2 separate regions of the Mus musculus genome follow, and region 1 is linked to region 2. The links are chromatin loops, found by intact Hi-C in ENCODE. Cell type or tissue: heart. All regions are shown on one strand.

What was found. Hi-C counts contacts between places; a loop is a spot of excess contacts. Peaks named below come from ENCODE experiments on the same cell type or tissue, not always from the same donor. Only the 100,000 strongest peaks of a DNase experiment are listed, where the experiment ranks them.
Region 1: it touches region 2 in a loop (8-fold over the local background); 4 of 42 quality-filtered maps call a loop at or near these places.

The regions. Positions count from the first base shown.
Region 1 is chr13:13,886,228-13,894,227 of GRCm38, forward strand. It overlaps the pseudogene Gm7446. Among named protein-coding and RNA genes, the nearest start is that of B3galnt2, 64 kb to the right of the region's middle. In heart, a CTCF peak has its summit at 3,387 (motif pointing right); a DNase peak (open chromatin) is centred at 3,444; H3K4me3 peaks cover 637 bases; H3K27ac peaks cover 357 bases.
Region 2 is chr13:14,618,110-14,626,109 of GRCm38, forward strand. Psma2 (proteasome subunit alpha 2) reads left to right here. Exons shown (of 8, transcript NM_008944.2): 4 at 1,193-1,315; 5 at 2,616-2,697; 6 at 5,489-5,562; 7 at 7,094-7,151; 8 at 7,240-7,564. The coding sequence ends at 7,356. Among named protein-coding and RNA genes, the nearest start is that of AW209491, 8.1 kb to the right of the region's middle. In heart, a CTCF peak has its summit at 856; no DNase peak of the experiment used is centred here.

The sequences.
Region 1 (8,000 bases), 730 kb before region 2:
TTTCATTTCTGATTTTGTTAATTAGGATTTTGTCCCTGTGCCCTCTAGTGAGTCTAGCTAAGGGTTTATCTATCTTGTTGATTTTCTCAAAGAACCAACTCCTCGTTTGGTTAATTCTTTGAGTAGTTCTTCTTGTTTCCACTTGGTTGATTTCACCCCTGAGTTTGATTATTTCCTGCCGTCTACTCCTCTTGGGTGAATTTGCTTCCTTTTTTTCTAGAACTTTTAGACGTGTTGTCAAGCTGCTAGTATGTGCTCTCTCCCGTTTCTTCTTGGAGGCACTCAGAGCTATGAGTTTCCCTCTTAGAAATGCTTTCATTGTGTCCCAAAGGTTTGGGTACGTTTTGGCTTCATTTTCATTAAACTCTAAAAAGTCTTTAATTTCTTTCTTTATTCCTTCCTTGACCAAGGTATCATTGAGAAGAGTGTTGTTCAGTTTCCACGTGAGTGTTGGCTTTCTATTATTTATTTTGTTATTGAAGATCAGCCTTAGTGCATGGTGATCTGATAGGATACATGGGACAATTTCAATATTTTTGAATCTTTTGAGGCCTGTTTTGTGACCTATTATATGGTCAATTTTGGAGAAGGTATCATGAGGTGCTGAGAAGAAGGTATATCCTTTTGTTTTAGGATAAAATGTTCTGTAGATATCTGTCAGCTCCATTTGTTTCATCACTTCTGTTAGTTTCAGTGTGTCCCTGTTTAGTTTCTGTTTCCATCATCTGTCCATTGGTGAAAGTGGTGTGTTGAAGTCTCCCACTATTATTGTGTGAGGTGCAATGTGTGCTTTGAGCTTTACTAAAGTTTCTTTAATGAATGTGGCTGCCCTTATATTTGGAGCATAGATATTCAGAATTGAGAGTTCCTCTTGGAGGATTTTACCTTTGATGAGAACGAAGTGTGCCTCCTTGTCTTTTTTGATGACTTTGGGTTGGAAGTCAACCTTATCAGATATTAGGATGGCTACTCCAGCTTGTTTCTTCATACCATTTGCTTGGAAAATTGTTTTCCAGCCTTTCATTCTGAGGTAGTGTCTATCTTTTTCTCTGAGATGTGTTTCCTGTAAGCAGCAAAATGTTGGGTCCTGTTTGTGTGCCAGTTTGTTAGTCTATGTCTTTTTATTGGGGAGTTGAGACCATTGATGTTAAGAGATATTAAGGAAAAGTAATTGTTGCTTCCTGTTATTTTTGTTGTTAAAGTTGGCATTCTGTTCTTGTGGCTGTCTTCTTTTAGGTTTGTTGAGGGATTACCTTCCTGTTTTTTCTAGGGCGTTGTTCCCGTTCTTGTATTGTTTTTTTTCTGTTATTATCCTTTGAAGGGCTGGATTCGTGGAGAGATAATGTGTGAATTTGGTTTTGTCGTGGAATACTTTGGTTTCTCCATCTATGGTAATTGAGAGTTTGGCTGGGTATAGTAGCCTGGAATTTGTGTTCTCTTAGTGTCTGTATAACATCTGCCCAGGCTCTTCTGGCTTTCATAGTCTCTGGTGAAAAATCTGGTGTAATTCTGATAGGCTTGCCTTTATATGTTACTTGACCTTTTTCCCTTACTGATTTTAGTATTCTATCTTTATTTAGTGCATTTGTTGTTCTGATTATTATGTGTCGGGAGGAATTTCTTTTCTGGTCCAGTCTATTTGGAGTTCTGTAGGCTTTTTGTATGTTCATAGGCATCTCTTTCTTTAGATTTGGGAAGTTTTCTTCAATAATTTTGTTGAAGATGTTTGCTGGTCCTTTGAGTTGAAAATCTTCATTCTCATCCACTCCTATTATCCGTAGGTTTGGTCTTCTCATTGTGTCCTGGATTTCCTGGATATTTTGAGTTAGGATCTTTTTGCATTTTCCATTTTCTTTGATTGTTGTGCCGATGTTCTCTATGGACTCTTCTGCACCTGAGATTCTCTCTTCCATCTCTTGTATTCTGTTGCTGATGCTCAAATCTATGGTTCCAGATTTCTTTCCTAGGGTTTCTATCTCCAGTGTTGCCTCACTTTGAGTTTTCTTTATTGTGTCTACTTCCCTTTTTAGGTCTAGTATGGTTTTGTTCATTTCCATCACCTGTTTGTATGTTTTTTCCTATTTTTCTGTAAGGACTTCTACCTGTTTGATTGTGTTTTTCTGTTTTTCTTTAAGGACTTGTAACTCTTTAGCAGTGTTCTCCTGTATTTCTTTAAGTGATTATTATTAAAGTCCTTCTTGATGTCCTCTACCATCATCATGAGATATGCTTTTAAATCTAGGTCTAGGTTTTCGGGTATGTTGGGGTGTCCTGGACTGGACGAAGTGGGAGTGCTGGGTTCTGATGATGGTGAGTGGTCTTGGTTCCTGTTAGTAAGATTCCTACGTTTACCTTTCGCCATCTGGTAATCTCTGGAGTTAGTAGTTATAGTTGACTCTGTTTAGAGATTGTTCTTCTGGTGATTCTGTTACCGTCTATCAGCAGACCTGGGAGACAGATTCTCTCCTCTGAGTTTCAGTGCTCAGAGCACTCTCTGCTGGCAAGCTCTCTTACAGGGAAGGTGCGCAGATATCTTGTTTTTGGACCTCCTCCTGGCCGAAGAAGAAGGCCCAAAACAGGGCCTTTCTCAGAAGCTGTGTTGCTTTGGCAGTTCCCAGAAGCTGTCAGCTTCCGTGGTGCAGACTCTCACCTGTGCAGACTAAATTCCTAAGGTCCAGGGAGGTCCGGAACCAAGATGGCGACTGCTGCTCCTGAGGCTGAGGCCGCCTCCCAAGCCAGGCGGACACCTGTCCTCTGGTCCGGAAGGTGGCCCGCCAAGGGTGATGCCTCAGCGGCTCTGTGGCTCTGTGCTTCCGCCTGTCCCAGAAGCTGTCCGGTTCTCTGGCGCACCCTCTCACCTGTTCAGACTAATTTCCTAAGTTCCACGGAGTCCCGTAACCAGGATGGTGACCGCTGCTGCTGAGGCTGAGGCCGCCTCCCCATATTTTCTTTTTAAAGTACCAGGTGATATTACTTCTTGGTGGGTTTTAAAATAATTAAATAATTTATCAGCCTGTCTCACTAGTCTTTTTGCCAGCCACTCTCTCATTAGGCTTGGTACTTATCTGCGTCTATAACCCACTCTTCTTCATCACCTTTCGGATCAGAGTTGCTTCGAAGCATCATAGATGTTTGACTTTAAGGAAGGCCAGTGCCTCCTGAGTAAGGGTTAGACTCCCCCCTGGCTTCTCTGTCTACTCTGTCCTCTACCCGCTCTTCCTCTTCACCTTTCGGATCAGAGTTGGCTTCGAGGGGTCATTTCAACTTCAAGACCAGAGCGTCTCAGATTAGGAGCATAGCTGAATTCTAACACCTGGTAAATGGCCCGTAATTTAAATCGTGGCCGCTAGGTGGTGCTAAGCAGCTGCTAAACACCTGCTAGCATATCTGAATTCTACTCCCCAGTAAATGGCCTGCAATTTAAATTACAGCCACTAGATGGTGCTAAGTGGCTGCTAAACTCCAGCTGGTTTCCGGCTGCCGACTTATGCCAACTGTCACAAAACTGTCGTGAATTGGGGTTAGTGACAGGCGGAAAGGAAATCCTTGAACTTGGGGAATAGGTTCTAGCAGCTTATTTGTATACATAGACACACACACACACACACACACACACACACACACACACACACACACACACACACGCTAAGGTTGGTTCCCATGGTTACCTGGGACCGCAGCGTGGTCTGGGGCAGTGGGCAGCAAGTGCTGCCCTGCTGGTGGCTAGGAAGCCAGGGAGCTGCGAGCATCATTGCTGCCTGGGTCCATGAGTTCCTTACAATGATTCATGAAATAATTTTTAAACTCATATAAAAACATCACTATACCTCTAAATTTATCAAGTTATCAAAGATAAGCAATTTTTCAAATAATAGTTGGAATTTCAAAAGTAGTTTGTTTGTTTTTTTTTTCATTGTGAAAAAGTCTTTATTTTAAGAAAAAAATTTAGTTAACAAAAAATTTAACAAGTTTCACTTAGCAAAATACACCCAAAAGGAAATCACAGTACAAAGAAAGCTTTAAGTCAAGGCCTCACCAATTCCTACAGTATTAGTATTGTTTCTCAATTCTCAAAACTAACTTTTAAAAAGCTTAAACTTAACCTAAAGATTTTAAATGAAAATATAAACTAGAATGAACATGAGAAATGCTTCTCTTTTGCATCAGGGATCTAGCACCTTTGGGTTCTCCAGAAAAGTACATATCCCCAGTGTGTTCACTGTGGTGTGCTTAAAGATCCACTCAACATACTTAAACTACTTAACTCAGATAACATCACTCTTAAGTATACTACCAAAAATGTTAATTGAGAAAAGCGGAAGAAAATAGTTTTAGTTTACTCAATATTACATGCTAGAAGAAAAGTTTGCATGAGAAACACTGAAGAGGTAATTTTTTAATCCAGATTTCACAAACTCATGGTGCAAAGTGGGTCCCCCAGCTTCCTCTAGAGTTATAAACTGCTCTTGACTGCTTATTGGCTGCCTGTGAAATTTTCTGATTGAAATAACTCAAATGTTCCTACAGTACTAATCATATCCACCCATGCTGTTCTGACCGCTGTAGCCGGCCCTGTAACAGCCACTCACTGACTGGCTCTCCAGGCCACTGTAAGTTGCCTGGGCAGCTGACACACCCATGCCCTGCATCACCAGGCTGCTATAAGCCCCACTGCTGGCCCCTGTTGTTCAGGAGGAGTCCTACGTATCTGTGTTACATGTTGGTCTTGTCCTTGGACATAGCTGCCACTGCTTCTTCATGAGTAGCAAACTCAACATCAGCTTCTCCCGTCACTCTTCCATCAGGACCAATCTCAATATGAACTCTCACAGGGTTGAGTGGAGAGAAGAAGTTGTAAATGTCGTTCTCCGTTGCTTTGTAGGGCAGCCCTCTCATGTGGACGCAGTGGCCGGTGGTGCTCTGCACTGTGAACTCGCTGTCTCCATATCTGTGGTCATACATTCCTGAGAGACAATAGCTGAGGTCTCTCCCAAACAGGTCAGTGGTGAAGCCATAGCCATCACTGAGGCCACTGTATTCTTCATAGCCCCCATAGCCTGAACTATAGGCACCAGACCTCATCCTATCCAGACCTGCCTGTTTCACAATGCCAATGTACCTCCGGGCTGTGCCAGGCCTGTCATAAGGCCCAGGCCTTTGCACAGACATAAACTTCAGAGGTGGATCTGAGTATGATCTAACTTCCTCCTGACTGCTCTTAAACACTTCAATATACCTGTGCCCTATTCTCTCCTTGTGCTTCCCTAAAGCTTTCTCAGCTAACTCTTGTAAGGCAAACTGAATGAAGGCCTCCCCTGTAATCTTGCCTTCCGGGTCCACAGGTAGTGTGATCCCATTTGGCACAATTTCCAACCCTGAGAAGAACTGAACGATTTCTTCCTTTGTGCATCCAAATGGGAGTCCCCGAAGCCTCACAAAGCCATCATTGGCACTGTCGGCGCTGTTTGGACCACTGTGCTTCAACACCCAATCCATCTCGGTTCTGTGTGACTTGAACACCTCAATATACCGGTGTCCCATGCTTTCCCTGTCTTTTTTCAGAGCCAATTTTACATCATCTTCTGACTCAAGTTCAACAAAAGCCTCACCACTCTGCCTGCCTTCTCTAGTATAAATGAAATGAACACCTGCGACCCCATCATGAATTGTGCAGTCGGAGAGGAAGTTTTGTACGTCCTCAATTGAGCAGGACCAGGGTAGGACACGGAGTTTGACTACATAGCCTTCACCTCCCTCAGGGCCCAGCATCATGGACACTTGACAGGGCTGATGTCACACAAGCTTGGGCAATTTTTTGTAGCTTAAAGAACCACCACAGATGCCTTCTGTAGGAAACACTTAATGGAAGGTAACAAGTTTTCCAGGGGAGGAAGGTAGAAGTGACTTCTATATTCAGTAAGGAACGCGGCTTACAAACTCAAACTCCACCCGACGCCTTAAAAACGCAGAGGGCTCCGGGGAAAGTCCAGGTGCATCTTTTTGTTCTCAACCTTCAGGAAGACGAGGCGCAGTCCTTCAAAAGTAGTTTGTATATTATGGGAAAAAATTTCAGTCTAGAATATGAGATGGGCTTCGCCACAGAACGAAGCAAGGAGAAGTAAATATTAGGAATCTTGGAAAAGAGAAAATGAATCAAACTCTCAAATTAAAATAAAAGCTTTTATTTTCTTCATTTATTGGAAGGGATATATAATTTTCTTCATTTCTTGGATGGGATATATATATATATACTCCTCTACTTTTCTCATTTTTCAATTTATTCTGTTCATTTCACATGAGTCTTCCAGTTCAATTGCCTTTTATTATCTGTAAGGTAGAAATGCCTGTTGTAACAGACACAATGATTTGACAGACATTCCAATATTAAATTAGGTAAAAGATACACAAGAACCTCACTTATGTACCTGATAATGCTTAGGGAGTTTTTCTGATCTGATTGGGAAAACAGTTTATCGGTCTCTCTCTCTCTCTCTCTCTCTCTCTCTCTCTCTCTCTCTCTCTCTCTCTCCTCCTCCCCTTCCGCTCTCCCTCTGCCCCCTCTCTGTGTTGTATGTGTGTGTTCTTTTGTTTGATTTGGTTGGATTTTTTTTTTTTTTTAGATTTAAGGTTATCAATAATTCATCAATGTAATGGATAAAGGTGTGAATTGGAAAACCAGGTGTAAAGTCTTGGTTCATGCTGAAATTGCTGAATCCATGCCAAAATTCATGATGAATTCAACTGACTTCATGCTGAATTTGCTATTGGTGTTGTGCTAACTTTTTTCTGCCTGCTGCATGAGTAGACAATATTAATTGTTTCCACTCAGCTTGAAAGTATCGAAACAAAACTACAACAAGAACTATTCCACTGGCAATGCCTGGAAGATGAAAATAATGCCCTGCAGCAGAAGTCAGCAGAGATGGCAGCAGCCCAGGAAAAGTGTGAAATGTCGGCGTGAAGAGCATATACTCAGCCTCAAAACCCATATGGACCAGAACATGATAGAGCATAGTGAGGTAGGAAAGCCACTGAAGAGCAACACAGGTGACAAGCAATGGAAGAAATAAACAAAGTGAATCAATCCTTACAGGTGACTACAGTCATCTGTCATGTGCCGAAATTAACTCCACCTCAAATTTCATTTTCAATGTATTGTGTGTATGATAATCTGTGTTTCTTCTGTGTTTCACAGCAACTTCTGTTGTAGATTTCTGGAAAAAGAAACCATCCACGTCTATTGATAATCATCTTAGTTTTGACTATCAGTGCTAAAAGAATTCATCTTTCAGAATTCTGGTTTTCAATAGGGAATCATGTGATCTTTGAGATTACTTGAAAATTTGTGAGAAAGATAATAATTGTGCTGTAGATATGATAATGGACTTCTGTTGTTTATAAGTTCCATGCTTTACTATAAAATTGTACTATATTATTAATTTTAAATTATTATATGAATACTTCAGGGATGAAGATGTAGTTCTATGGTTAGATAGCTCTTTGTCATACACAAGTCCCTGGGTTCGGTCTATAGTACCACAGAAAGAATTCATTTAAAAATTCTACTTAAACTCACTTGATGTTGATGATAAAGAATTTGAATTCCAACCCCTTTCTATTTCATTTAAAATATTCTCTGCCTTGTGGATTCAAATGTAAAGGGAATTACACAATAATTTGTTGGATGGATATGTGTCAAATAAGTGCTTCTTTTATTTAGAATAAATACAGTGATGTTTGTAATTTAAACAGAATTTTCTGTTATTTGGAGTCATTTATTTAATGTAGTCTTAGTAACTTTAGACATGAATACTATGTATTTTGATACATCAACCAAACCTCCTAGTCTACCACACCCACTCCAATGAAGTCTGTGCGGCAAGTCCAAAAGCTTGGCTGCAGTCCTGAGGCAAAAAGTTTCACGGAAACTTGTCTCCTGGAGAGTCTCTGATGTCCCATAACCAGATTTGTCCCTGTGATAGTGTGGAGGGTCTTGCATG
Region 2 (8,000 bases):
CAGGTGGGCTAAATCCTTTTCCTATATTTGATTGCTATATAGTTAGATTAGTCAGGTGATTTGTGTGTGTGTGTCTTTGTCGTATTAGACTAGTTTACAGGTAGCCTGGGCAGTCCAACATTGGCTGTCTGCTGGCAGAAAGGCTGAGAATACAGAAGTCGTTCAGTACAGAAGGCTACATGTCTCAGCAGACCCAGTCTAATCCTGGAGTCCTGAGGGATTCCTGCAGGAGGCTGCTGTTGTCTTCAGCCTGTATTGGAGTCCTGATAAAGGTTTGTTAATATAGACGGCAGCAACAGCATAGACACTGTCCAGCTAGAGTAAGGCAAGGAGCCTAAAGGAGTTTCCTTCCTTCTATGACCTTTTTATCTGGGTTGCCATCAGAAAGTATAGCCCAGATTTAGTGTGGATCTTCCTGCTTCAAATAATCTGATTTTTAAAAGTTCCTTACAGATGCTTGTATCTCTGTTAATTCCAGTTATAGTTATGTTGACAACCAGGATTAACCATCACAATTGAAGGATTTCATGCCTTGTTTAAACAGTAGTTTCTTAATTTTTTTTTAAAAAGCTTTGAAATCTATTCTGAATTGTAGACAAAAAAAAGGTAGATTACAGGAAAGACAGAGAATGTGACAAAAATGCCCAGACTTATATGTGTATATTCATATGCATCTCTGTTTGGGATGGCTGTAGTGTGGTATAAATAGACTGCCTGCCCTCAAGACAGGGGGCAGTCTGGAAGATGTCACAGAGGGAGACACAAAGCTCTCACTTTGTTCAATAAATCGGTTACCTTAATACAGTGTTTCACCTGCATGCCTATCTGCATCATATGCATGCAGTGCCCCCAGTGGCCAGAAGAGGTATTGCATTCACTGAAAATAGAGTCAAGATAGTTGTGAACCACCGTGTGGGTGCTAGGTGTTGAATCTGGGTCCTCTGTGCACTTAATGGTTAACCTGTCTCTCCAGGTCCCTTAAATCTCTTACTAACTCTAGTCCCTGCTTCTCTTTCTGTCGTTTCCTACTGTGATTCTCTAATGAATCTTTTCTAAAGTGAGGCTAACTCTGAGCTGATGACTGCTAAAGAGAGACAAGTGCTATGTTTGTATCATATGTTCTTTTAGAGGAAAGTTGTGGGGGAGTTAGTAGTGTGTCAAAATTTTAATTGTTTTTTTTCTGTTGCCTTAGAGTACTTGTACACAGAGCTCGGAAACTTGCTCAGCAATACTACCTTGTTTACCAAGAACCCATTCCCACAGCCCAGCTGGTACAGAGAGTAGCCTCTGTGATGCAGGAGTACACGCAGTCAGGGTGAGTCACTGTTAGTACTTGAAGAAATGCATTATGAATTTGAGGAAGAAAAAATTGTGTGAAAGAAATCAGGTACATAGAAGTCGTCTTATTCTTTCTGTATTTAAAGCTGAACAAATGAAGAAAATCACTGATAACAATTGTTTCTGGATTTGACTTGAAATAATTTCTTAAGGTAAAATGTGGCAATATGGTGATATACCTGTAAACCTAGTATTCGGAACACTGAGGAAGGTAGATGGCAAATTCAGGGCAAATTTAGGTTGCATAGTTAGATACTGTCTCAAAATGGAGGAAAAAGGGGAAACTGTTCTTACCCAACAACAGACATCAGCATCTTGATTTTAACAAAGTCCTTTGCCTGTGTTCTTTGTCAGCTTTAGTGCTGACACTAAATTAAATTAGCTTTTTAATCTGAAGTGATGGTGAAGCATGAAGACAGCAATAACATTTTAATTCCAATATTCTTTTGTTGTTTAAGATTTATTTATGTATGTATTTTATGTATATGGGTATTTTGTCTTCATGTGTGTCTATATACCAGAAGAGGGCATTAATTCCATGATGATCATATGAGGACTGCAGTTAGAGATGGTTGTGAGCTATCATGTGGGTGCTGGGAATTGAACTCAGTACCTCAGGAGAGCAGCCGGGACTTTTAACCTCTAAGCATTTCTCCAGCCACCCAATATTCTTAAATCATACCGTGACTGAAATAGTGTAAAGGTGACTGCTGATACATAAGCCTAGTAGGAAGGAGGCATTTATGAAATGTTAGTACCGGCTTCCCCATGCTTAGATAGGAATACCATATATAATCCCAAAGTGTGTGCTTAGCCACTTTGTGTTGAGCTAACAAAATACCTGAGCCAGGTTTATTTAGTTCAGAAGACTGCAGGTCCAAGGACATGGTTCATAGTTATTACATGGCCAGAGGCCCACAGTAAGAGGCCCACTCCATAGAAACTAATTCACTTCTACAAGATCAAACCTACTCTGAGAAAAAACATTAACCCTTATCTAGGATGGAATCGGTGACCTAGTGTCTTCCACCATGCATCATTTCTTGAAGGTGTAATTTTGTAATTATGTAGCACTGAGAAATAATTTCTGGTGAACTTTTAGGAACTAAACCACTTGATTTGGATTTACTACTGTTATTAACAGTAATAAGGACAATTCATTTCATATTGGTTCATTTAGAAGTTAAGTCTAACTCAGTTTATTTGGTAATTACTTTTCTTGTGAATATATTTAAATTCTTATATTATTCCAAATCATTTTTGTTTTTTTCCTATAGTGGTGTTCGTCCATTTGGTGTTTCTTTACTCATTTGTGGGTGGAATGAGGGACGACCATATTTATTTCAGTCAGATCCATCTGTAAGTATCATTACATATATTTGAAATATTTATTAGAATTGTTTTTTATACATGTAATAAAAGTAGAAACCATAAAACTTTAATATTTAGCAGTATTTTCCTTCTTTTTCTCTTGTTTTTAAAGGTTTGGTTTTACCTTGAATTAATGTGTATTCTTGTGTGTCTGCGGGTGTATGCATGCGACTGACTGCAGGTACTTGAGGAGTCAGATCCCACTAAGGCTGGAGTTAAGGTCCGGGGCCGGCACTCAAGTCCGCTCTGAGAGCAGGATGGGCTCCTCTCTCTCCCTCAGCCATTTCTCAAGCTGCTTTTTTTTTCTTTCTTTTTCTTTTTCTTTCTTTTTTCTTTTTAAAGACAGTATAAGGTAGTACATATTTGTTTGCTCATTCATCATTTTTATAGTGCTGTCTTTGATAAGCTATATGATACACTAGATTTCACCATTTTTTGGTCATGTTCTTTAGCATGTACTAGAATGCACATGTACTAGTTTTTGTAGTTATCAAATTTCATTAGGCCTCTTGAACTCTGTTACTTTGTGACTCTGTTCCCTTGGCAAACACTTGAGTCGGATGTATAACAGGAGGCCAGTGTTATAATGTTTGTCATCAATTTGATGACAGCTGGGATTTACAAGGCGTCTTGATCGCTCTGTCTTTTCTTTTTTAAAAAAATACTATTTATGTCTTTATTTTATTTATATGAGTACACTGTAGCTGTCTCAGACACACCAAAAGAGTGCATGGGATCCCATTACAGATGGTTGTGAGCCACCATGTGGATGCTGGGAATTGAACTCAGGACCTCTGGAAGAGCAGTCAAGTGCTCTTAACCACAGAGCCATCTCTCCAGCCCTGAGCTGTTTTTTCCAAAGCAGAAAGTGATATCTGGATCTGGGTTTATTCTACCCAGGTTTATTGTTGCATTTGCTGTGAGGAGAAGCCCAAGAAAAAGTTCAAGGTTAAGCAGTGAAGTTTTGTTTATTAGATAAGTACAAGTCCTCCTGATGCAAGCCTTATAAATATCTTACAAATTAAAATGGCAAAACAAAAGTAACCGAATTTTGAGTCCATCTGTGAGCTTCTGAAGCTAAATGTCTGGTCTGTGGTCTGGCCTTCCTGGCCAGCTGAGGGCAGTCCCTTGGGACTGTGTTCACACTTTGCTGTCCTTTTCTGTACTGTATACTATACTCTAACAAGATATACCCCCGATAAGCTTTCCTCTCATTTTTACATTCATGTTTGCTTTTCCCAGATGTGGCTGTTACACATAGGGCTTCTCAAACATTCTACTTGCCCCCCTTTTCACCTGGGAAAGTAATTGTAACCATGGTAAATATAAAATACGCAAGTAAATACACAAGTAAAATATAAAAAATAAAATAAATACACAATGCACTGGCAGTGAGTCACAGACCTCGCTGAGAACAGTTCTTTGATATATATATATATATGTATATATGTGTATATATATGTATGTGTGTGTGTATGTATATATATATATATGTATATATATATATATATACACATATATATTTAGCTTTTTATTTAAAGCAGAAGCAAGTTTGCATAGTAATGAGATGGATGAGCTTGTTTATTTTTACAGAAAGAATTAAGTCTTTAGAGAATATTCGAATCTGCAGGGACTTGGAGCTTCAACATTTTTTCCGAGTTGATACTTTGATTTTATATTTGTCAGTGCTAAGGATACCACTTTACATAAATACTTGCTGCAGAAATGTTAGGAAAATGCCTAGGGTCATTTAAAAAATGATTGCAAATTCTAACCCCAATCCAAAATCCATTTAATAAATCTTTTTATGAAACTCAAGTCAACAACCCAATAATAACTTTAAAGTTAAAAACAGAAAATTCTAACAGTGGCATCTGTGCTGAGGAATGATGATAGGACAACCAATCCCTGACCTATAGTAGTCTCCAGTCAATGTTGGCTGGTGCTGTGTAGCATGTTGGCGTAAACAGTAGAGTGCATGTGCACATTCTGAGGCAAGGCTCTGGGGACATAGTGTGGGAGAGGGCTGCCTTAAAACACCTTGGATTCCTATTTTTGGTTTTTTTTTTTGTTTTTGTTTTTGTTTTTTGAGACAGGGTTTCTCTGTGTAGCCCTGGCTGTCCTGGAACTCACTCTGTAGACCAGGCTGGCCTCAAACTCAGAAATCCGCCTGCCTCTGCTTCCCGAGTGCTGGGATTAAAGGCGTGCGCCACCACTGCCTGGCAACACCTTGATTTTGAGCTAAATTTTAGTTGTTAAATATTTAGGAACCTTTCACTGTTGCCAAACTTTTCATGGCCCCATTAAAATATTCAAAGGTTTTGATACTTTTAATAAAAGTCCATCTCTATTCAGTAAAGATGATAAGGGTCCCTAGGTTTATAATGTGATACAGTTTAGATGCATTCACTCCATTAAGCTATCGTTTTTGATATTTTACTTTAATTCCTACTTCCGTTTATCTTGCTTTAAAAGTATATAATAATTGCACTAATTCATTGTTATCTGTTTGATGAGTTTTGATATGTGTATATGTATGTGTGTGTATATATGTGTAAATACCAAACTAAACCATTACCACAGTCATTAACCTAAGTTTATTCATGATTCTTGTTTTTTGTTCTATAGCCTTTAAACAAAACTTATTCTATGAAATTGCCATTCAGTTTCAATAAATAATCATGACCTTAGAAGTTAGAGACCAACTAGAGTTAAACACAGATACCAAAGTCATAGAGTTGTGTGAATGTTTTAAAATGTCTTTGTCTCTCCTGATTAGGGAGCTTACTTTGCCTGGAAGGCCACAGCAATGGGAAAGAACTATGTGAACGGGAAAACTTTCCTTGAGAAAAGGTAGGCTTCCCAGGGTCAGACCTCAGGGCAGACGGATCATATGAGGGCCAGAACTCTTGGCACCACTGCTGGCAACACCTTGGATTCTTTACACATTGATTTTGAGCTAAATTTTAATTGTTAAATATTTAGAAACCTTTCACTGTTGCTAAACTTTGTTGAACTAACTCTGTAAACCAGGCTGGCCTCAAACTCAGAAATCCGCCTGCCTCTGCCTCCCAAGTGCTGGGATTAAAGGCATGCGCCACCACGCCCGGCTTTGAATGAATTAAAAAAAATTTTTTTTTAAAGATTTGTTTATTATATCTAAGTACACTGTAGTACTGTAGTCTTCAGATGCATGAGAAGAGGGCATCAGATCTCATTAGGGATGATTGTGAGCCACCATGTGGTTGCTGGGATTTGAACTCGGGACCTTTGGAAGAGCAGTCAGTGCTCTACTGAGCCATTTCTCCAGCCCCTCTTTGAATGATTAATCTCCCGGATCTAGCAAGTTCATTGTATCACTATGTATTTGGGTTTTGCTAGAGATAAAAGAGAAAACATCCTAATAATCTTGTTTTCTTAGTATTCAGTGAAGTTAGTGGTAATATTATTTATCTCTTAAGGATATTGTTCTACCTTGTTTCATTTCTTTTTAAAAAATATTTATTTGGGTTGTGGGAATAGTTGACAGAATTTGTCCATGTACCTGGCTCTTAAACTCACCATGCTGACCACGCTGGTGTCTAACTCACAAAGTTCTACCTGCTTCTGCTTGCTCATGCTTGCAATTCCAGCAATTGTAATGATAAGGCAGGAGGATTGCTATAAGTTAAGTCCAGCCTGGGCTACAGAGTGGGCTCTGGTTTGGGCTGTGCTACAAAATTAGAACCTGTCTCAAACAAAACAAAAATTGTGAGACCAAGAGTTGGTATTGAGCAGATCACATGTGTGTATTTGCTAAAGTAAGAATGAAGCACTGTGTAACATTTGCTGTCAGTGTGGACCATAAGCCACTCTGATTTATTTGTGATATTCTGAATTCAGTGTGTTCACTGTACTCCAGACGTCTCTGATATTTTGGACAGAGTGTTTTATACCAGGGGTGTAACACATGAGGCTTCTCTGTATGATTCTCGTTTAATATTCATGTTAAGGTTATTAAAGATCTTAGACTTTTAATCAGTTTGTAACCTCAATCTTGATGAAGCACATTAACTTTCACCTCTTTGAGTCTTCAGCATGATGAGTTATAACTTACAGTATCACGATTTTAGCAACAGTTTGGCTTTTATTGTAGTATTGCTAAAACATAAAGTGCATTTTTATAATGAAGTTTTTCATGGTGTTAGAAGTTCAGTAGCAAGTGTCACATTATTTGGGGACAGCAGTCTCATTGAGGTGGTTAGGGGATACTTTTACAAATTAGAGTTTTTTAGAAGGGTTAGATTTTTTAAAAAGATTTCATGTTTTTTTTTCTGCCCTTTTATTTAAAATAACCATGAAGAATCTAAACAGTGCTACACTATTTTTCAATCTTTTTCTTTAGATATAATGAAGACCTAGAACTGGAGGATGCCATTCATACAGCCATCTTAACCCTAAAGGTAGCTCAATATCCACCAACGAGATTTCAAATGGTTTTTCTAATGAACTGCTTGTGAAAGTGACCATTTTCCTTCCTTTCTAAATTAGGAAAGCTTTGAAGGGCAGATGACAGAAGATAACATAGAAGTTGGGATCTGCAATGAGGCTGGCTTTAGGAGGCTCACTCCAACTGAAGTGAGGGATTACCTGGCTGCCATAGCGTGATGAAGATGTGCTCACACACTCGACTTTTTCATGTTTAAAGTATGTTTTGTTTGTGCAGACTTATTTCTACATGGTTTAGTGGATTCACATTTTAAAAATAATCATAATAAACTGTTAAAACCAATTTTAGTTTTTAAGAGTAAAGTTTGCATATACTTCTTTCTTGCTTTCTCATAGTTGACTTTTGGAAATTAAATGGTAAAATCACTCTGATTTTCATATATTTTCTTTAGTATATCTCATTGCCCCCTTTACTAACAAATATACCTATGTTTCCTTGAAAGACAGTTTTAGTTTTTAATATAGGTTATGGCTTTTGGAACTGGAAGAATCTGTACTTTGATAAATTCCTGAAAAGAGCGTGGTTGGATTCATGAATGGATGTGGTTCAGCAGGGCCTGGGAGCATTCTGTAGTTGTACTGTAGCAATGGAGTGTCAAACAAAATTGGTCTCCTAGGAGACAAGTGAGTAAGTAAATCATGGTGTGTTAGATCCTGTGTGTTTCTGCATCTCATGCAGGTAAACTAATTCGCTAGATTATGGTAGAACTCCTCTTAACTTAAGGTTAAATATAAATAGTGGTAATATAACTAAGGTCAGAGCTGCATCTCCCTCATTAATGAGAGAAGAGCCTTCACTGTAA